Linked DNA regions of Mus musculus: all the other regions are linked to region 1. Evidence: chromatin loops called from intact Hi-C (ENCODE). Cell type or tissue: left cerebral cortex. All regions are shown on one strand. Each heading gives the region's core, and the rest is flanking DNA. Links, peaks and the distances in the headings are about the cores only.

What was found. Peaks named below come from ENCODE experiments on the same cell type or tissue, not always from the same donor. Only the 100,000 strongest peaks of a DNase experiment are listed, where the experiment ranks them.
Region 2: a loop joins it to region 1, with 1.9 times the contacts of the local background. A loop is called at or near these places in 9 of 42 quality-filtered maps.
Region 3: it touches region 1 in a loop (2.3-fold over the local background); 3 of 42 quality-filtered maps call a loop at or near these places.

Annotation. Positions count from the first base shown.
Region 1 is chr16:50,041,946-50,049,618 of GRCm38, reverse strand. Gm4827 (predicted gene 4827) reads left to right here. Exons shown (of 4, transcript NR_045935.1): 2 at 3,579-3,853. Among named protein-coding and RNA genes, the nearest start is that of Gm32101, 3.8 kb to the left of the region's middle. In left cerebral cortex, for the core only: a CTCF peak has its summit at 3,403; a DNase peak (open chromatin) is centred at 3,401; H3K4me3 peaks cover 729 bases; H3K27ac peaks cover 744 bases.
Region 2 is chr16:49,497,044-49,504,716 of GRCm38, reverse strand. No RefSeq gene overlaps it. Among named protein-coding and RNA genes, the nearest start is that of Gm4802, 88 kb to the right of the region's middle. In left cerebral cortex, for the core only: a CTCF peak has its summit at 3,675 (motif pointing left); a DNase peak (open chromatin) is centred at 3,695.
Region 3 is chr16:50,238,823-50,246,495 of GRCm38, reverse strand. Bbx (bobby sox HMG box containing) reads left to right here. Exons shown (of 17, transcript NM_027444.3): 10 at 5,562-5,642. Among named protein-coding and RNA genes, the nearest start is that of Gm4827, 170 kb to the right of the region's middle. In left cerebral cortex, for the core only: a CTCF peak has its summit at 3,833 (motif pointing right); a DNase peak (open chromatin) is centred at 3,845.

The DNA of each region.
Region 1 (7,673 bases), core at 1,895-4,394:
TTACTTCCCTGTTGATATAATGAAACAGAATGATCAAGAAAGTGTCAAACTACTCTACATTTATGTTTGAAGTGTCTGGGTGGTTAGCTGCCTTCTGTCTTCAAATGAGAATGTGGTTCGTTTTAGTTATTCTCTCTCTCTCTCTGCTGTTTAGATTAAAATATGGTATGTCACTCAACCCAATGCCTCGAGCCAGAAACAGAGAGCACCTGAGCCCTATCTGCCCATCAGTCACACTGACACACCACTAGATACTGACGACAGTCCACTCACTTTTCTCCATCTGCATGCCTCTTGGTCCAGTCCCCATCACCTCACATGGAACAGTGACTGTATTAACTTCTTGAATGTCTCTCCAGGTCCCACTTCCTAAATGTTCTCCTGGCTTCAGAAAAAGCAACTTTCCTAAATCATAAATCACTTACTGTGTCTGTTGTCTACATCTTTTTTTTTTTTTAAAGATTTCTTACTGCATTGAAGATGTTTATTTCACCCTGGTTTTTTTAAACAAACAAACAAACAAACAAACAAACAAACAAACAAACCCTGAGTTGTCCATCCTCCTCTCTCATCCAATCACATTCTCCCAACACTGTTTCTTTCCCAAGGTTAGCTCCCAGCCTGACCAGGTATCTCCTACACATGTTCAGCTCCCTGTTTGAATGTCAGTGCCTCAGACTAGCCTCTTTTGGCTCCTTCTGCCAAACCTTTTCTTTTCATCACAAATTATAACGGTGAATGGGGTTCCCCCCCCTCTTATTTATAACCTCTTTCCCTCATGAGGTTCTCTGAGGAGATAAGACACTCTAACTTAGTAAAGTATTCCTCTTTCCACCAAACTGGCCAGTTCACTGTAAGCATCTCTTGGTTGAACAGAGAACTGAGAAAGATCTTCCCTTTCAATGACAATATTTCTACATTGTCCAGCTATTTCCACGGATGCTGCTGCAATGATAATGTGTGCTGAAGTCTTTTTCTTTGAAGTTTTCCCAGGTTTGGGTCTGGGCTTGGCAACTCTAACTACAAGGTCTCCATCTTTCCTTCTCACACACTACCCTTCCGCTTAGGCATGCAGAGTTTTGACAGGTAGGCATGTTTCTTAATATACCTGACAACACCATCAGGATCTCATCGGGGACTTCTCTTGTGATGTCCATGGAGAGAATTCAAAGGTGACCCACAGTTTAGGGTAGAAGATGATACAGTTTATTCCAGAGAAATGCTAATAGTACAGTAACCAAAGAGACAAGTGCACAAACTTTAAGCCCCTGGAACAGTCAGCTTTCCTAAGAGACATCTTTTTCTTTCCAGGTGATTGACAGGCTCATTTGGATCAACACGTGCGTGTGTGTGTGTGTGTGTGTGTGTGTGTGTGTTTTGATAAAGCTTAGTTGACAGAACCAGATGACAAGCTACTTTTGTTCCTGGGTGTGTTCTTTGATGATCCTTGGATCAACTCTGACAGGAGCGGGTATTAGTGCACCCTTGTTCCTGTTCATTTAGACGAGGTCTCATGCATTCTGTCTGGCTTCAATCTGGAATTCGTTATGTAGCTGAGGATGACCTTAAACTTCCGGTCCTCTTGCTGTCTCTTCTTGAGAACTGGATCATAGGTGTGTGCCTCTGTGACTGTTTATGTGGCGACTTGCTCTTTATCAGAAGGTTTCCTGCTATACAGTAACCTTATAAGGTTTAGAGTTCCTGAGCCAGGTTTTCACGGTTACCCATTAATCATATCCTGGCATTTCAGAGCATCGCACCAGGGCCAGAGATGTGGTGAGGAAGCTCCAGTTCTTTGCTTTTCCACGTTGCTGATTCTGAGAAGGTAGCCCAGCCTGAATGTCCTCTCATCCTGCTAATATCTAACCGGCTACCTAGCAACATGATGGTTGTCCTACTTCCGTTTCTGGTGCTGGGATAAAATATCCCGATATAAAAAAACAACTTATGGGAGAAAGGGCCTATTTTAGCTCACAATTCCAGCTTATAGTCCATTATTTTGGGGGGAAGTCACACTGGCAGGAGCTTGAAGCAACTAGTCGGAGCACATCCGCAGTCTAGAGCAGAGAGAAATAAATTCACCTGTGCTTGCTTGCTTTACTCTAATACAGCCCAGGACTCAACCCCAGAGACACTGCATACAGCGGGCCGGTTGGCTGGGTCTTTCCACACCAATTAATCTAAGAAAGAAAAAAGCCCCTCCTAGGCATGCCCACAGGCTAGCCTGATCTAGGCAATCCCTCACAGAATCAACAAGGATTCTGTCCCTTTCTAGGTACTCCACTTTAGGCAAAGACTGTAGCCTGCTTCTTAAGCTCTAAAATGAGTTAATAATAGAATCTGATAGGTTTTCTTGAGGATTTAATGAGGTAATGAATGTAATTATAATGGCAAGCACAATGCCTGACCTGAAACAGATGCTTGGCAGCCACTAGCTCTTACGAATAATGTTTTATTCAATCAGGAAAGGCAGGTCTAAATGCTGAGGAAGCTCAGGGCGAGGTGGGAACGTCTGGAGAGGTATGCATTCTGTTTCTGGTGGGGTTTTTTCCTTGCTTTACTTAATACAGCCTAGGACCCAAATGCCAGAGAATAGTACTGTGTACACCGAGCTGGGTCTTTCCATTTAACCTAAGTAGGAAAAAAGCCCCTCCAGGCATGCCCATAGGCTAGCCTGATCTAGATCAGCCTAACCTGATCATAGCTGGCACCCCCACACATTGTATCCAATACTCCATGATTCAAAAGGTAATGAACGAGAAAGTGGTGGGCTTCAATTCCCAACCCTATTAATACCACAAGATTTGAGCTACATAAACCACTAGTATGAAATTGCTGGTATTCATTAAACCTTGACAATATGAATTATGTTTAGAAATAATGAATACACACACATATATAGTGTTTTGTTTGTTTTGGCTGTTTTGAGACAGGGTCTCAGTTTCTAGCCTAGGCTGGCCTGAAATAATATATTTTTAAATTAAGTCACTTGCCTGGAGGTCGGCCTCGTACTGGCATTTAGTGACATCTCAGTAAAGGCAGGGCATAGGCAGTATGAACTTTTTACACCGTGATTGTTTCACAGGAGTGACAACTGCGAGAACTTCTCATTCCCTTCGTCTGCCCTCACTGTTTCACCAGGTTTGGGTAGGAAGCACATGCCTGGTGTTCTGTGGAAGTGGTGGAGTGGGAGGAGGTTAACTGCAAGCTTTATCTCTCTCTGCTGCCAGTCGTCCAATTCTATGCTTTTCTCTGACTTTCATCAGTGATGAGGTCATCCCAGCGCGAGAAAAGCAAACTCCTATCTTTCAGATTCGATGAAGGCTAGCATTGTTTAGTCTGCATAAATAGAGGCCAGACCCATAGAGCCCAGGAGGCAAGCGGCTCGCCCTCTAGCGGTTTCACTGGCTAATGCCGGTCACTCACCGGAGCACTGACAGGAAGGCGGGAGCGTGAGGGCTAAAATGTAAGTTAAAATTAGATCAATAGTCAGCTTGGCTGTCTCAATCAATGCTTCGCAGGGAGAGCATACAACCATCTATTTATAAGCTAAACCCGGTATTATCTTCCTCTTTTAGGACGCAGAGATCCATTACTGCGCGCGGCAGGGGAGAGGATGCTGCGCGGAGGTTCCTGCCACTTTACAGCTCACTGGCTCGCGCTACCTCACCAGCCTGGGATGGGACGCTGCTGAAAGACCAGCCTAGCCTTCGGCTCTTCTCTCTGCGCAGGACCTTAGGGTCCCGTGCCCCTGCTGTGTCCCCTAACCACTCACTCTCGCCAATCCCGTGCAGCAATCGACCGCATCCTAAGTTTTAAATTGACAAGGTCAAATAGGGAACCTAGTGCATGGGTGAGTTTGCGGAGGGGTATAGGGCAAATGCATTAAAAATAACAGAACTCAAGGGCCCTCCTACAGAAACAGGCCACACATCAGCTGGATTCTAAACACAGGCTTGACTGCCCTTTTAAAAGGTTTTCCAACTAGCTCCCCCACTGACCTGAATTATTCATCCTTGCTCAGGCAAATGTTGCTGTCAATAACTGGGGTTCCTCCTCCTCCTCCTCCTCCTCCTCCTCCTCCTCCTCCTCCTCCTCCTCCTCCTCCTCCTCCCCATCAAAACAGGAATAGATATAGATTTGTGTAGCAGGCCAGTGAAGTTCTTAAGTTAAGGTCTGGGAGAGGTGGAACTCCACTAGCCCCAGTCTGCCCCCCGGGAAGGTATCTCTGATACACAAAATAGATCTACAGGAAGCTATTGTGTTGCTGTGGTTAAACTGCAGTTTTTCAAATGAGAGAGAGAGAGAGAGAGAAAAAAAAAACAGAGACAGAAGGGGGGGGAGAGACAGAGAGAGACAGAGAGACAGAGAGACAGAGACAGAGAGAGACAGAGACAGAGAGAGACACACACAGACAGACAGAGGGAGAGGAGGGACAGGGACAGAGAAAGAGAAAGGAATTTGATTTGGCGCCCTCACAATGCAAGATCAAACCATAATTTTTCAGAAAAAAAAACTTGTATCATATATATATATATATATATATATAATATTCTAACTTTTGTTTTTCTGTATCTGGAATTTTTCTTTCATAAGCATGCACTATTTTTATGATAGAAAAACTTTAAAGGCCTAAAGAACTTTAATATTAGCATAAATGTACATTAAGTATATTTTTAGAGTGGATCTATTAGCTGCTATATCATTTGACATAAAAGGCTTTTGAACTAAAGATAGGAACTGTTGTATTCTTTATTTAGAAATAGTATCTTCCATCCCCTTCCAATTCTTGTTGGCTTACCTCCAAAATAGTCTGCATCTGTCGCTTCCTCGCCATCTTTGCAGCTCCTCTCGGGGACAAGCCACCATTCATCAGCTTTCACCTGGATACCCAAAATATCTTGTCGGCAGTTTCTTACTGCCACCTTTCCCCAAAGAGGGGCTTCACTTGCCACTGTAGCAACCAGATTGGTCTTTTAAAATGTAAATCAGATATTCCTTTTTTTTTTTCTTTTCGAGACAGGGTTTCTCTGTGTAGCCCTGGCTGTCCTGCCTTGGTTAGATGATGTTCTTTCCCATAGCCAGAATGTAGTCTGCTGGGGTTTATCTTCAGGGTCATTTTGACTGGGCTTGGAATGACCTGGGAGTTGTGTGTCCCTTGGATGTGTCTGCTTCCAGAGAGGTTTAACCAAGGAGGAGCTGAGGTGTGTCATGAAGGCAGGTGGTATCATTCCATGGGTTGAGGTCTCTGGCTGAATAATCAAGGGAGGCTGAAGAAATGGCTGGGCAGTTAAGAGGGCTTCCTGTTCTTGCAGAGAAACTGGCACAGTTCCCAGCACCCATGCTGTGGGACCTAACAATCTCCTGTAACTCTGATGCCACTGGCACTTAAGTCTAATGAATACATAGGCACACACAGACACTCCCATACACGTAATTTAAATAATGAGCATGCACACTCTCTGTTTTCTGATGAAGGACACAGTATTATTCATACATTCATATATGGGTGTCTAGACCCCTACACTCCCTGGGCCATACTTTCCCATACCCTCCTTCAAACAGTGATCAACTACAATGACTACTTCCTTAAGTTGTCTTTGTATCTGCTCATAGACACAAGAGAAGCAATGAACACATGTGCCCTCCGGTTGCTGCCTACCCTGCTGTATCTCAGACAGCGCTGGAATCCGGCTCCACCACAGCACATTTTCATCATTTCTCCATGGGGCTCGAACCTTTCAGCTCCTCCTTTCTCCAGTTCCAGCCCTGGCTTTTCCCTTTCTGTAAATGACCTTGGATATCAGACAGTCTCAAAAGCGCTTCATATCATTCTACTCTGAGCTCATAGAGTAGGGCCCTTCTGCCTCTCCAAAATTTAACCACATTGTTTTGTTTTGTTTTATCTCACAATGCTTTATTTTATGTAGATGGATTGACTGACTGACTCTGTGTGTGTGTGTAGTGTGTGTGTGTATATGTGTGTGTGTGTTAGTACACATGTGTAGGTCCAAGGGCAATGTGTGTGAGGGATTTCTTTTTCTCTTTCCACTATGTGAATCCCATGGATCGAATTCAATTGTCCAGGTTTGGGGACAAGTGCCTTTACAAAATGAGCTACCTCCTCAGACTAGCTTTTATTTGTTTAAAACATAGCAATGATCTACCATTGCAATTTAGTTTGTTCTCACACATTACAGTACAAGCCCCATGTCTTCCCTGTTCTCGACCTTCTCTTTGGGTTCTAGGATAATGCCTGGCTTATACATGGCATTCAACGAGTATTTGTTAAACGGATTATTGGTTGTGATTTCCTAGTCACTGGCTTCTAAATGCTACTTGTAATATTCTGAGTATTCGCCTTTGAATTTTAAATTTATTTGTATGCCCATATGCTTCCTCTTCTCAAGTGTGAACTCCATGAGGTGGGATCGCATTTAGTTCATTTCATTTTCTACAGCCTTATGGAGTCTGGCACATTACAGGTGTTTAATATATTTGTTGGGTAAAAATTGCCATAAGGGAAAGGATAATACATTGACTCAATTCGACCTTGTCCCAGGTCTAACCTTTCACCAGAGAAGACGAGATGAATACTGATGCCCAAAGGGATAGATTGCCACTTTGATCCCTCTCTCCTCCTCGCACACTTGTTTGCTGTATTTTCAAAGGATATCCTCATCTTTGTTATTTTATTTGATCTTCATGCCAGCTGGTATCTAGGAACAGAGGCTCGGGGTATTAACTGACCTGCTCAAGCTTACCCAGCTAAAATGAAGCAGACAGGGCTACAGGATGCTAATTTCATATACTTGCATACCAGCATTTGTGAATAGCTTCCTTCCTCAACCATATTTGTGGTTCAAATGGAATCCTAAATTCAAAACATCTTCAGTCAGGTCTAACACATTCCAGGCTCCCAATAAATGGCCCTTCCTTCCTTTTAGTTACACAACAGTTGTTCCTTTTCATCAAACCATCCCCATAAAGTGCTTCTATAGACACGTCATATTTTCCCAGGCTAGACTGACCTTTCAGATCCCCCTAATGGTATAATTTTAGTGTGTAATATTAATTAGATATGTTCACAGAGCTGAGCCATATTAAAATGGGTTGTTGTTCACTTACAACTGATTGCTCTTTTAATCTTTACTCTGAATATGCACTACTGAGTATGTTCAACATACACTGGTGAAGACTTAGTACCTCTTAGCTCTGAATCATCATCCAGGGCTGTGTGAGAGAGGAGCTAGCACACCCAGAGCCAGATCTTGTCAGTTTTAACAAAGCAGCAATCATAGCACACAGCCAGGGAGGACGAGTGATGCACAAAATTAGTTTCGCTATAGACAAAACAAATTAGAAACCCATTTGAATCATTCATTCATTTGCGCATTGACTTGTTAAGTGTGTTTTACATCCCAAGCATTGTACTAAGTTTGGGAATAGAGAGGCAAGCAAAAATAGAGTGACTATCTACTGATTTGGCTGGAGTAGAAATGTCGACTTGAAACAAAGGATCACCCAACAGGCTTCTTCTATGCAATGAGAGCGTAAAATAAGAAATTGGCTTAGTTCAGAATCTACAGAGGTTAATTTCCTTAATAACTAATAAGTAAACTACTATGTATATTGAGTTCGAACATGGGTCAAGACTCTAATGATTAGTAAAA
Region 2 (7,673 bases), core at 2,484-4,983, 550 kb after region 1:
TCGGGAATTAGTGAGTTCAATCACAATTTGCTACATTATTAAGGTCTGGTCGAGTCTCCGCCCTCTGTTGCTTTCTCTGTCCCTTCAATTTTCTGGGTTCTGTATTATCAGACTGCCTGAGTTTCTATGGAGATTACAGAAGCATGACCTTGAACCTCATCCTGCTTTCTGGTGATAATTTCCTTTGAGGTCTAAAATTTGTCTTATTATTCTTGATTGCTTGGACTTTCGTGACTACATATATTTTCCCTTGGAATTCTACGCCCTTTCCTCCTTGCACTAGACTCAGACTGAATCACACGATTAGGGAAGGGCATTTGCTGCAATCTGCACTCGTACAGAGCAGCGAGGGTCTGGGGTGGTGCGCACTGTTTTGTGAGATGCTCATCTGTCCTTTCTGGATGTACTGATTATAGCCACTGTGAGTCATCAGCTAACGCGCGTATACTGAGCTCATGCCAGAGCCTCAGCCGCCCCTTCCTTTTCCCGCCCATCACAGCTCATGATCCCTTCAGCTTTCTCCTCTTAACCTTAGCTGTTTGGATCTCTGACTTCCTTTGCACTGATGATTATAATTGGGAAGCTGTTCTCCGACATTCGGATGTACCTGATGCGACACAGACTCTCTGCGGATTCAGTTTCCTCACAGAGTTTATTTATAGCTGAGGTTTGACGTTACCTGAAATCAAGCTTTTTTTTTTTTTCTCCCTTGCAAAAGTACTTTCAGTTTTTGTTCTTTGTGGAAGGAAGTAGGACAGACTTCAAGGCACAGTATTTTTGCAGTGCATCAGAACCTTCTTTGAGAGCTTGATTCGCAGTCTTTCAAGTAGACCAGATTTTCTCACCACAGTCAATTCTATGAAATGCCAGAAAGCAAGAGCTAGGCTAACTCAAACACACAAGCAGCCAAATTTAGCTTGACACCCTTATTAAATATTGACCTCATGGGAACTGAGGCTGAAAACAACCTTTGAGAAAGAAGCCAGTCTACACATTAATGGGCTTCCTTTGTTTTGGTTTTGACTGTCCTTTAGTTGCCTAGCCAATATATTGAAACCAAGTTAAACTTCAGGCTCAAACGATTTCCTTTTTAACACATAGCTTTGACCTAGGGGAACTAATCAGATAGATAATATAATTGTTGTTAATCACCCGAGTTTGTAATTGTACCTTTGATCTGTATGCTGAGAAACACTTTGGCAATGTTGACTCCCTCCCCTCCCTCCCCACCTTCTGTAGTTGGTGGGCTTTTTGTTTTGTTTTTGTTTTGATTTGTTTTATCTCCCACCTTCCCCCTAGAAGCTAAGCAACATAATGTGTGAAGTCACCAACTTGCCATGACAGAATAAAGAAGAGATCCAGCAAATGGGAGCCTATGTCACTTAGTTACACTAACACCATTAACACTCAGTCCTTTCAGTAGGGATGCATCAAGCAGCCATAGTTTTGCCTTTGCCCTTTCCCTGTAGCAGGCAGGGACTTGCAAACACTTCTTTCTTTCTCATCTGACAGGTGTTTCTTCCATGCTTCAGCATCTTCAGTTTTTTGACACCTAAGAAAGGGATTTGAATTCAAGGATACTCGAATTCTCTCTCACCCCGCCCCCCTCTGCGTGTGTGCGCGAGTGTGTGTGTGTGTGTGTGTGTGTGTGTGTGTGTGTGTGTGTGGCCTGTGAGTGCATTTTGATGTTTTCCTGGGGCCTCATATGACAGCTGAACATAAGAAAATAAAACCTGCAGCTATTAGCATTGTTTGCTCCATGTGAATGATATCGCACTAATGCCCTAGGTTCTAGAGCTCAGTGAGACTGGTTTTTGTTTGTTTGGGTTTGGTTTTGGTTTGCTTTGTTTTTTTGGCAAGACCCCAAACCTTGTCCTAAAGGCAGCCACATAGGATGTACTCTGTTCCTGAGAAGATTCCGAAACCCACAGCCGCTGCTCATCAGCGCGAGGGTGCAAACCTCTGGTTTTCTGTTTCTTCCTTTTCTTCTCAAATTCTGCTTCCGCTTCTGAGAGTTGAAGCTGCCGTGACGGAGACTCTTCTCATCTCACTCCAGAGCTCTCTGAAGTGAATATGTTAAAGGCATCCAACGAAGGCCCTGCCTGAATTGAACTTTTGGGGTTCTTTAAATCTCAAAAATCTCCATTGCTGAAGCAGCTCTCTTCAGGGTTCCTGGGAGAGCTCTGGGTTCAAACTAGACCCTAAAGGTTAGAACAGGATGGACTAGTTGTTTGTACAGGCCATATTTTTCCCCTCACGGAACTGAGGTTCTTAGGCTCAAGAACTGGAATTCTAAAGTAGTTTTTAAAATAGAAAACTTCCAGGTTGGATGTGACTATATTTAGATGCTTACATTTATTACGCTTGAATTTTTCTAGAATATTCCACTTTTAGGAAGACTCAGCCAAGGGTATTAGAAATGTAGAACAAGGAAGGATGCAACTCCTAGCTGGGCCCTTATGTTTAATTATAGACATTACAGACAGATAGAGGGAAAAGCATTTAGGGAACAAGCAACACAGTAGTGCCCTAATGCCACCAAATGCAGAATAAAATGGTTCAGGATGCACTTAACAGATTTTACTGTGTAAAGGACTCTTATTATGGTAGGAAGATCTACTGAATCTCTGAGTAGTTAGATAAAGGTGAAGGATTTATTCCCAGGACTGTTATAAAGATGCCCCTACTTTTAACATGTTCACTTTAAGACTTGTTCCAAAGACAAAATGTATATAAAAGAATAAGAAATGCAAACAAAACATTGCTAGATATTAATGACATGAGAACCTAAGTGGACTACTGTCTATTGGCCAGTTAACTCTGTCCAATTCTAATTGGCCAGTTCTAACGATGAACCAAACTCTGTAGCCCGAGGAATGCTTACCGTTAGCTTTCAAAGCAAAACAGAATAATAATTCTCAAATAAAAAAAGTTACATCTCCTTTGTTATCTTGGTGCTGACTTCAGTATAAACCCCAAGCAAACACTTAGATAAGAACGTACTCAGAGGGAATGGTAAGTCTCTTCAAGAGGAAATGGACACCTTTAACCTTCTACAATGCACTGAGAACATGAAGGTTTAGAGGAGTTCACCGGGGATAACTTGAGTTTATATATATATATATATACACACATTAATTCTTAGGCCTTTTAGCTATAGCTCAAGAACTGGAATTCTAAAGTAGTTTTTAAAATAGAAAACTTCCAGGTTGGATGTGACTATATTTAAATGCTTACATTTATTATGCTTGAATTTTTCTAGAATATTCCACTTTTAGGATGAATCAGTCAAGAGTATTAAATGTAGAACAAGGAAGGATGCATATATATATATATATATATATATATATATATATATATATATATATATATATATATTCTTGTAAATGCATGCCCTCAGATCCATTATGAGGGAATGACTCCATGGAAGGAAAGAAAGAAGAAAGGGAGGAAGAATGGAAGGAAGAAAGGAAATTAGAAAAAAAGGAACTGCATATTATTATTAGGTGGATGGGGAAGGAGGGTGTCTGAGTGCGTTCAGGAAGGAATTGGGACAGGGGTTAATAAGTTCAAAATATGTTGTATGAAATTCTCAAACAAATAAAAAGAAACCCCCAATACATGGCCAAGTTGATAAAGCCATGCCCTGATGAGGCTGGTAGAATATACTGCCATCTAGTGGTACTAATGGAATGAGCGCTGTGTCCTCAATGTCACCCTCTGGGCTGAGTGATGGTTGACTGAACGCACTAGAAGGAAGATATACTACACAGAGCTAAAGCTGGCAGTGGAAAAGTACCTTACGTGTGACTTTTTAACCACTGAAGCCTTATAGCTAACATAGCTGTTTCAGTGGGCCCCCAGAAAGGATAGTCAGAGAGTCAAAGACAGGAAGTAAAGAAAACAGTTCATCAAGCAAATGAGAGCTAGTCTTCCAGGGACACCACTCTACCACCTGAACTCATTCGATTATGGGAAAATATTCATTATACAAACATGGAAAACACAAAGGAATAAGTATGACCTAGAACCAGCTGAGCTGGCCACTGGAAAGCTGCACACAGTGCCGAGTGGACACATCTGCCTCCCTGGCTTCTGATAGAGTTGTAGTGCTGAGGTGGATCTAATGACACTGCTTGTACAGGTGGTCTCTCAGTCTTTATCATAACTATGTCTTCCTAAAGGTCTTTGCCTGAAATTAGTTGCTGAGCCTTTTATTTCCTGTCCTGGTGGTGGTATAGAGAGCTGCTGAATTTCAATGAGTCAATGTGTCTACAGTTGAAGGTTGAATCAAGAAGATGGAGTTCATCTGGGAGTCAAGAGGTTACATAGGGTTTATTAACCAACTTGTCAGTTCACTTGTTCAGTCTTCTCGGAAATGAGGGCATTTTCAGGATTCTCCCAATTATGTAGCCTACCCCAGGGACAAAGCCAGATACTGTTTGTGACCTTTGTATCTTAACACTGAAGATTCTACCAAATAGGCTGGGCTTTCAGAAACATTGTCTGAGAATACCACATAGAATCTCATTCAAAACCTATCTAAGGTCTTTCTTTGGGCCAAGGGAAAGTGATTCTAGCTGATTGTTTGAAGAGGAGATAGCTATGAGAATATTTAGTCTTTTGACTAAAAAAAAAAAAAAAAAAAAAAAAAACCAAATAAACAGCATTTTACCTGTATGGATGTTTTGCCTGCATATGTGTATACTCATTAGTGGCATGCCTAGTGTCTTAGGAAGTCTGAAGAAGGTGTCAGATCCCCTGAGACTGGAGTTATGGACATATGGGTAGGTGCCATACTGTGGTACATGTTAATTCGGGAAGGCTGATCTTCCCTAGTGTATTAGTCAGGATTCTCTAGAGTCATAGAACTTATGGGTAGTCTCTATATAGTAAAGGGATTTGGTGATGACTTATAGACTGTATTCCAACTTCCCAACAATGGTCCGCTGCAGCTTTGAGTGGAAGTCCAAAGATCTAGCAGTTGCTCAGTCCCAGAAGACAAGCAGGAAAAGAAGAGAGAGGATCTTCCTTCTTCCAATGTCCTTACGTAGGTCTCCAGCAGAAGGTGTGGCCTAGATTAAACGTGTGTACCACCACACCTGGACCTGGGACCTGCTTTATCCCAGATGACCTTGAACTCCGAGATCTCCTTGCTTTACTCTCCTGGGATTCATAGCCACTATACCCCAAGATCTCCATGCCAAGATCCAGGTCAGAAACTTGTATCTTCTGGCCTCAAGATCAGGATCACAAGTGAGTCTTCCAATTCTGGATTGCAGTTCATTCCAGATATAGTCAAGTTGACAACCAGGAACAGCCACTACACCAAGGAAGAATTTCCTTTCCCTTCTGATCTACCTCTGTTTCTTCCAGTGTGGCCTGGGCTTTGGCCTCTTATTGATTCAATAACATGACCTTTTCCATTTCTGCTAAATTCTTGATGCGGTTTCAAATCTGGTTCATGAGACTAGAAACTAGCTCTGGGGAGAGAGGAAAGACCATCTATGTTGGAGAGGAGGTTTCATCTCTGTTCCATGATATCAGCACAACTTTCTCTACAAAGGACTACTGGGACCAATTTTATCCTTGGTAACTTTACGGCAAGGCTACCCATTACTGTTACTTTAAGTTAGAAGGCATCCCTTCTATGATATATTTTTTTGCCAGCTGCCAGAAATGGTCTCAATAATTGATGAAGGTTGGGGTCCTCAGAGCCTAATTCAGAGTTTTGTGCCTTGCACATATGTATGCATACATATAACTTCACATAGTTCTGCTTCTCAGGAGCCATGTCAGATTCTACACAGAGTTCCTCTCACATATAGACCCCAGACCAGGAATTCCTGCACTTCAGTGGGTGTGCTAGATTCTACACAGAGTTCCTCTCGTTTACAGACCCCAGTCCAGGAATCCCTGCACTTTAATTGGTGTGCTTCTCTGTTGATACCAGTGTCTCATTGTGCCAGTCACCAATCAACACTGGGATAGAAACTTTAAGCATAAGCAGGACACCATCCACCAGCAGCCAAAGCATGATCCCAGACAGTCCAGCCAGCCAGATGGGGTTCTAGAAGGACAGTAGCTTTCACTCAGACACAGGGCAGTTCTAGTGAGCCTCTCATAAACACAAGCCTTTGACAGCGAGTCAGCCAGAAAGTGGCAAGCCTTAGACACCTGATACTACACTACTGTGGTTGGTTCAGATTTTTCCTGAAGAGAGGCTCTATTCTCTAAAAGATATGGAGCAGGGCCAAATAGTACCAGGAATTCTGGAGCCAGAAGAATGAGAGTCAAGAACACATCTGCTCCTCTGTTTCTGAAGTCATATGCTATAATGAGTTAAGCCAAGAATGTTAAAAACTTACAATACTAAAGACATCAAGTGAAAACTCTTGGGTTAATAATAATCATTTCCTGCTTGGAGAAAATGTAGGGGAAGTTTGCCTCAACTCTGACTATGCCTTACAATCACCGGCAGAGCTTAAAACAGAACAAAACAAGCCCCCATATTCCAGTCCTACCCTAAGTATGGGAATTTGCTTCACCTGAAAGCCTGTAAAAAATGCAAATTTGCAGGCTCCATCCACTGAATCAGAAATTCTGTGGTGGGCTTGGCTTCCTGTTCCCAGGTGGTTACATGGCTGAGTTTGGGGGCTACAGTTCTAACACATCTCACAGCCCAGTCAGAGCCGGTCAAGTACAACACAGGTCAACAGAGAAGACTCCAGTCAGAGCTGGTCAAGTACAACACAGGTCAACAGACAAGACTCCAGTCAGAGCTGGTCAAGTACAACACAGGTCAACAGAGAAGACTCTGAGAGCAACAGATTGGCTTCCAAAGCACATCATGCACACCACATTGGCTCCACAGGAAGCATCCTGCTTTATTGGCTTGCCGTTTGGCAGCATATTCAAAATTTAAAATTCATTCCTTTAACCCAGAAATTTCATTTCTAGGGATTCACTCGTCTGCACTATTTTTACCAATGTGCAAATGTATGTGTATGATGTGGCAATGCAGAAATCCTTGCCATTGTGGCTAAGCAGATCTGGAAATGAATAAGGTACAGTTAAGGAAGCATCCCTCATCCTTAATAGAAAGGCTACATAATAGCCTTTTATATTTGGGGATATGTGTGTTTACAGAGTATTGTGGGCTCATGATGGGTGTCCTTATGTATATGTGTGTGCGGGCCAAAGGTCAACCTTGAGTGTCATTCTTCATTGCTAGTCATCTTTTTTTCAAGACAAGATAATCCAATGGCCTGGAGCTTGCCAAGAAGTCTCAGATGGCTCCTCCCACCCCCCATCTCTACCTCTCAGCTCTGGGATAGCACACCTCTGACACACCAGAATTTTTGTGCTTTATTCTGGGCATTGGAATCATGCCCCTGATGGAGTTACTGACTGAGTTACTTTCATAGCCATATACAGCTTTTTAAAAGTATGTGGCAGGTCTTCGTGAGTGTAAATGGATGGGACAAGAACAGATCATATTGAGTGAGGTAACCCAGACCTGGAAAGATAAATGTCACATGTAATTTCTCAGCGGAGACTCCCAGCTCCAAGTCTCCAGATGTATGAACATAGCTGGTAGTAACTGCAGAAAATAAGAAAGTAAAATGGGACCATTGCCAGGAAAGGGGTGTTGGGGAGCAAAGCAGGGAGGT
Region 3 (7,673 bases), core at 2,484-4,983, 200 kb before region 1:
CATCTAAGCCATTTCCATCCAGTTTTTCTGAAGCATCTCATACACAATAGAATTTCTTTGCTATATATTCTGTCTGATTAAAGTCTTCACCCTGTAGCATGAATTAGGAAGACATGATGTCTTTGATATACCTGATATTTACATATTAATTACCCAAAGTATCCAACTCAATATAAAATATTAGTGTGGAATATCTTGGCCAATGTGTGTACCTAACAGAATGATTAAGTGGCTCTTAAAAGATACTATCACCAGATCATTAGCCCCTGAAGACCTAGATAAGGGTTGGAGGACCAAATTGACGGTATAAGAGTCTCTGTCCTGTGATTCTGCAGAGTGCGACCAGAGAATCTCTTAAAGGAAGTAATTTATGTTCAGTGCACTCTCCTATCAAGTGGCAAAAGTTAGTCCTTGCCTCTCAGTTGTACTGTTACACCCACATAGTGACCAAAAAAACCGTACTAGACAGTTTTCAGGGAAACATCTCGAGATGTTACACTACTGTTTAGCAGCATTCCTTCCCAAAGTATTTTGGTTGAAGTAAACTTCTGTGGGATTTGAGGAAGCCTAAGGTTGTTAAATTGAAATTTTAATAGGGGCCGCTTCAAGGAATTGTCGCATGAGTCAGGCATGGAGGATAATCCAGACTGGATAATGTGAACAAATACAAATTTGCTATTCCCAAAAGTCTGATGCAATCTCCTTCCCACGCCATTTTAATTTCTGAACCGATTAGTCAAGTCACATGGGTTATTCAACAGTATGTGCTGTACCTGCTTTACATCGGAGAAGCTGTGCTTTTCTAGAGATTCATGAGTTGTCTGAGGCTTTTCCTTACGGGGGAGGAGAGCACTACGCTGCAGTCTAATATTTTACCATGTGACCATAGTGTCATCCAATAGTAGGCCAGCATACATAAGGCGAAAGTAGAGTCAACTAAATGAACTAAGGAAAGCTGTCTGCTGAATTCTACAATGAACATATATATTATAAAAATAGAGTACCTTCTAATCACAGTGATTTTATAATTATTTCATGAAGCAATATTACCTTTGAGAAATTATTTTCCTAGTAAGTCCACAGCAAAGATTTTCCACACTTTAAAATACATCAGTGTCTCCCATAAGTTTTGCTCAAATGTAGAAAGATTCTTATGCCCAGGACTTGTGACTCACCCAGGCTGAGATTAAGTCTGAGAACTTACATCTGCACTAGGATTCTTTTTAGAGAGCCACAGCTTAAGGCTACTATTCTCCAGTTGCTGCTAACTCACAATTAATTGTTATTGTTAATGCACTTTCTCATTCCCATTGTTCTCATGAGGAGAGGGTGGAAACAGAGGAAGGAGTTAACTGTTTGATACCAAATTACCATTTTATATCTCCATCTGTCTTCTGAGGAGTTCTTCTTGGTCCTATTATTACCCACTTAAGAAGAGAGTCAACATTTATGTATTTAGGAAACATTTAACTCTGCAAACGTGTTCGGTTTGGAAATATTTATAAGATAGACACATGAAGTATTTCCAGAAAGTATTTCTGCTAATTTCATTTATAAGCTTTTTGGAGGCATTTAGCCATGTGTTCTCTAGAAATGGGTTATTTATTGTGAAGTATAATTATCGAAGGAAACACACTTGTTATGAACTCTGGCCTTTTTAAAAAAAAGTTATAAATGGATTGTTTTTCTTTCATAGCAAGTCAAGTCCTAGGCTCCTGCCTTGAAAGCTAAGGAGGGCTTTCTTTCCTTTTCTTTCCTTTTCTTTTCTCTCTTTTTTCCTTTTCTTTTTTTTTCTTCTTTTTTCAATCAAATTTGGTTATCTTAAAGCCTGTTGAAATTAACCTACACAGAACCATGGCTCAGCAAAGTCATTTTGCTTTTTATAGGTTCCTTATGGATGTTTATATTAAAGAAGATAAAATAATACCCCTGCTTTATAAGATCTAGGAAGAAATGGAGCGCAGAGATTGCCTGCCCCTGTGTCAGTCAGCCTCTTTCATTTTGATACTCACATTTCATCTAGATTCCTCTCAGCCCATCCAGTGTGCTGCCACTCTGTGGTCCTAAGCTCGGATGTGTTCAGTTGGTCAAAATGAGTTTCCTATCTGCATTGCTGTTCACAGGTAGAGAGGCATATCAGTCACTTTAGATGTAGTTCCTGAAGACCGATGGCTGAATATAATGTCAAAAAGCTGCTATTGTTTTCCATTATTTAATAGGTCTAAAAGACTTGGCCAAAGTGCACATCCTTTGTCTGATTCGTGGCTGGCTCTTAAACCTAGTGTATGTCTTTGGACTGAAAAAAAATAACATACTTACTAAAAAGACACGGCTAATCTATATGATTTAGTCAAATAGATGTGGACATTAATCCGTTCTTTAGAAGATATTTACCTTGCCAGTATACGTAGGACCATAATCATACCAAATTTAGGGTTTTGTCACACTAGGATATGAGCAATAGGTACAAATTTAGAGCATTCATTTTCATGATAGAATACTTAATATGTTACAGAATATTGCGTTCCATAAAAACACTGCATACTTACTTCACTGCAACTAATCATAGAACATAATGTATGTTTTATTGGAAGCATTAACATTTCTTTTAAAGTGAGCAGTGCCAGCTATCCTCATATGCCTTATTTATTTATTTATTTATTTATTTATTTATTATTTGAGCAGTCATTTTCTTCTAGACTAGTGTCTATAGTAACTTAAAATTGCAAAAGATTTCATCATCACCTAATAATTTGACTCTGATCTTTACCACCTATTTCCCTTGTATACTCATACACCTCAAAAAGACCTAAAAATGAAGATTTTTTTAAAGCTTCAGAATGAAATTTTTTCTTAGTATTTTTCCTTTTATTTCAGATACTATTTCATGTACCCTTATTATTTGTAAATAATCTGAATATTACATAATAGTTAAAAAATAGTGTTAACATCATAACACACACCATACATACTGAGGAAAATATTATTCACAGCTATGAGTTTATAGTACACTTTATTCGTTATCTACCAGTGTAGCACTCACACACTGATGGGAGGAAGCACCATTTAGGCCAGTCATTGGTAAACGGACATTTACGATACTGTTCTTACTTAAAGGGAAAAGCATATGTCCCTTACGTTGGAAATTTTTTGTAGGAGTGAAAAATAACAAAATGACAGATTAACATTTCTATGACTTATTCTTGAAGTCAAAGCTACCATCACAGATGACATTACTAAAACAATGTGTGACGTTAAAAGGGATTAGGCCCTAGACAAAAACTCTGAAAACTAGAATTTGTAGGATCAGTGTAGAAAGAAGCCAGCAGAAAAGATTAACAAGGGATGGTCTCAGAGGTCAATCTCCAGGAATCAAAGTCCAGGGAGGAGTTTTCCAACCCCAATGGCATCAGCAGTGTTAGGTGCTACAGAGGAATCTAGAAAAAGACTGACGCATCTAAAATATATGTCCAGTCTAATGTCAACTTCTGAAAAAATATTCACTCTTCAAAAAATAGTATTTTAAAAAACATGTTTAGAGAAGTCATTTCATGAAAATTTTGTCAGAATTTGGAAACATGAACCATTCCCACACATGCATACTTTTGGAAATCAGGCTTTTAAGCAACTTTTTGAGAATTGTCTTATAGCCATGAACAGGTAAACATCTCTAGAGATTAAAAAGAAAAGCAGGCATGCTATCCTACTGTGTAAGAACACCTCACAGTGCATTCACAGGGGGCAAGTAGACTTTAGTGTGAACTGGACTTTATGAGACCCCAGTTACAGTAAAGATGAAGTGCAGTCAAGTAGTAACAGAAATCGTGGACCAAAAGGAACAGCAGAGGGAGCTGAAGAAAGAAGCACAGAGATGAGCTATAGAGTGCACTGCTTCCCAGCATGCTGCCTCTCGGTCGTGCTTGCTTACACAACAAAGTTGATAGTCTACAAACTAACTATTCAGTTTCATTGTGTAGCCAATTTTGGAATTGTAGTAAAAGTGTTTATATTTCTTAGTGATCATGATAAGTTATAAGTGCCGATTGTTGTACTATCTCAGAGATAAAGTAGAGCCTTGGAACCTTGCTACTCCCTAACATGAAACCCAATCCCCACAGTGCAGTACTGCGCAGGGTTTCTTGTACTTTAAAGGTAAAGCAAATGAGGCCCAGAGTCCTGAGTATTTGCTTACAGCTACGTAGCAGAAAATAATGACAGCATGTCTGCCTGGCATAGAAGCCATGGCTCCTACATTTTAGAATCTTGGTTCAGGAGCCTGACATGTACATTCAATCCTTCATTCCTTAATTTACAAAGAGTCAGTGATAATAGCTTGTTAGTTTTCTCTTAGACTAGTCATAGGTGAACAATTAAACTCAACTCGTTCTAGAAGTAGTTAGGAAGTGCTATGCTTCAGTGAAAACTTGCCTAGTGGAAAATATTCCAAACTTCAGAAAGATTGGGCTCCTTATGCTATATTCAAGATGTGATGAGAATGACCATAAAACCTACTTAAACTGTAGCGTCTAGGAAGAAAAACAATCTTCATAACCTCCTTTAGTTAGACATTTGTTTTTAATAGCCCACGTAACACATTAAATCCGTGTTTCTATAAAGGGCTCTTATTTTGTAGAGTCCCTTTTACCAGTGAGTACCCATGCATGGCATCTGTCCCAGAGCTGATACCCATGGTCACTAGGCCACCTAGTACAAGTTAATGGGCCAGAGTTCCTCCTAAACCAAACTGAGAAAGCTCTGTATACACTGAGAAAGAACTCAGAATTGTAGATATTGAGCATGCTTAAACTGTTACTTCTTGCTCTGATGGTGACTTCTTCCCATGAAGAATGCTGTGTTCATGTCCTCTATGTATCCCCTTTTCAACTGTTACTGAGGTTAAAATGGAAAAGGAAGTTTATATATGAAGTAAGAAAGGGTGGTGGTGTTCAGTCATAGTAGTGTCCAGGTACTGCAAAAAGTATATAGTCAGGATGATGTCATATATGCAGATGAACCCAGCATAGTGCAGGCAGGTTCTTAACTGTACCCCACATGTTTGAGGTCTATTACTTTTGGAGTATAGTTTATAAGTGGTCTCTTAAGGGCAGTCAGGATTTTATAAAAAAAATCCTCCCCCTCCCCCAACTTCTGTTATATTTCCTACCATTTAATGAGTTCTTTCCACAGAAATCCCACAGTTTTCCTTAAAAATTAATTGATTGTAAATGCAAAATAATTCTCTATCTCTTTGAATTTGGCCAACTGTTGAGTTAGTTCTTAAGTAGAAACCAACATGCAAATCAGGCTGAAGTTAAATTTAGTATCAGGAATATGAAAGATAATATTCTTGTCATTATATAGCTATCAATCCTGTACCTATTTTTGAGCAGCTCAAATGGTTCTCAAAATGATTGTTTCAGATTTGATGTAGCTAAAGCAGTTTGGTAGCTGGGAGCAATGTTAGATCTATAAACTTAAGAAAATTTCTAATTGTGTATGTAGGGAACCAAAGATTCTGTCATCGCAATTAATACTGTTTATGTGGATTATTCTCTGTATAGATCTCTTCAAGCACTTCGCAGTTGGGTGGCACTGAGCCTGTGAAACGCTGTGGAAATTCTGCACTCTTTCAACTGGCAGAGGCAAGTCATATGCACTTAAGATCCACAGATGTACAAATTACAAAATAATGAGGGTAGTGTTTCTGTGCTGTCTCATCCGTGAACACAAACATGCCATACCTGGTTTCCAACAGTGAGAGGACTACCTTTCACTTTACGATAGGGAATGTTTCTACTCAAAATCATCAGGCACTGATAAAGACTATACAGGGACATCTCAAAAGTTGCTTCACACGTATTATTTTTAATAAGGCTAGTTTTGTCTGTCTCGAAGCAGTAAGTCTAAGATTAGCAAGTTTAAATAAGTCCAGCCTGAGCACCCCAACTTTATTTATTTATTATTTTCTTAAACGACTTCTAAATCTATAAAATGCACTTCCTTTAGTCAGTGTGGTATGTGAACATGCACAGAGCATTCAGATTTCATATTCTATAGTCCTCGTCGACCGCTGAGACACCATCAAAGTAGTGATCTTGGAGTGCCATTCACACATTTGATGAGACATGTTCCTATTGTTCCCTTGGCAAATGAGGAACTACACGGCAATTGGATGAACTTGTAGATTTCTATCATGTTGCGACGCTAAAGAGAATATGTGGGGGGATTTCATCACAGCCAGGACACTCTCAACTGATACATGAAGTGGATGACGAGAAACTACAATGCTAAACATTTTCTTCCTTTTCCTTTTCCTTCCATTGTGGGCCCTTTGATTTCTTTTGTGAGTGGCATGGTTCTTTTACAAATTGACCTTAATGAGATCATCTATCATTTTCATCATAAAAATCTGAGAGTTTGGGGCTGGAGAGAAGGCTCAGTGGTTAAGAGCACTGACTGCTCTTCCAGAGGTCCTGAATTCCCAGCAACCACATGGTGGCTCACAACCACCTGTAATGGAATCCAATGCCCTCTTCTGGTGTGTCTGAAGACAGCAACAATGTACTCATATACATTAAATGAATAAATCTGAGTGTTTGAAATCTTTAAGTTGGCATCTTTATATTGAGCTTTTAAAGCTAAGCCAAGTTCTAGTTAGGAATAGAAGACCCTGAAACAGTAGCAGATACAAACACTAGAACAAACTAATACATTGTATTGTGCCGCAGACCCTTTGGGCCCCTTTGTCTGTGTGGAACGGGTCTTTAGTCGCGGGTGGACAAAGCGTAGGATGAATTGACGGACAGATGTACACAGGAGAGGTTGTGTAGAATCTGAATGTAATGTCAAGTCGAGCATCAGACTTTTTATGTAGAAGACAATAAAGAAGTTGGGTGACATACCCACACGGTACAAAGAAGTTACTAGATTTTTATATAAAACAGAGGAATGTAAACACAAGAGGTCTAACGAAAACCACCTGGGATAGAATTTATTGATAACAACTAGGATCAAAAAGGGCTCTACCTAAGATTTACTTAATCTTAGAAGCCAGGGTCAAGGGCTTCGTGCCCTTGCCATAATTCCTATTTTAGTCTATTGTATAGTCCACCCTTTTCTTAGGCCATTGTAAATACGTGTGTATGGGTATAACTTTGCTATAGTTCTAAGTATCTATTTTGGTTTTTCTTTTGGTCTGAAACTTCCTTTTTCCTTAGTGATGGTAAATTTTTATGTAAGAGAGTGACCTAACTTTTATTTAAAGTGATAGTATAGTACCAGAGGCTATTTTGATTAGTAACATTCTTACTGAATTTTAAGCTCATGGTCTTGTTCAAGGACGTTTTAGGACTTTTAGAACACTGGCAAAAGGCTTTAGCTATGTTAAAATTTAATCTTAAAAGACACTTATAATAGAAAAATACTAAAAGAGAGCACGTAGATCTATACACTAGACTAATGCAAAAATAGAAAATTAATGTATGGGTTAGAAAAAACGCCAGACTTTAAAAAGAGAGCTTCCTTGAAGCTCTTTGCCTCATGAGTGACTTTTAAGCCTCTCCGCTTAAGCTAACTCGACCAGAGCGCGTGACAGTATTGGATGCCAGATTAACATGAATCTTGGGTAATACAAATTCAGACCCAACTGGAGGACTGTGAAGACTAGAAACACT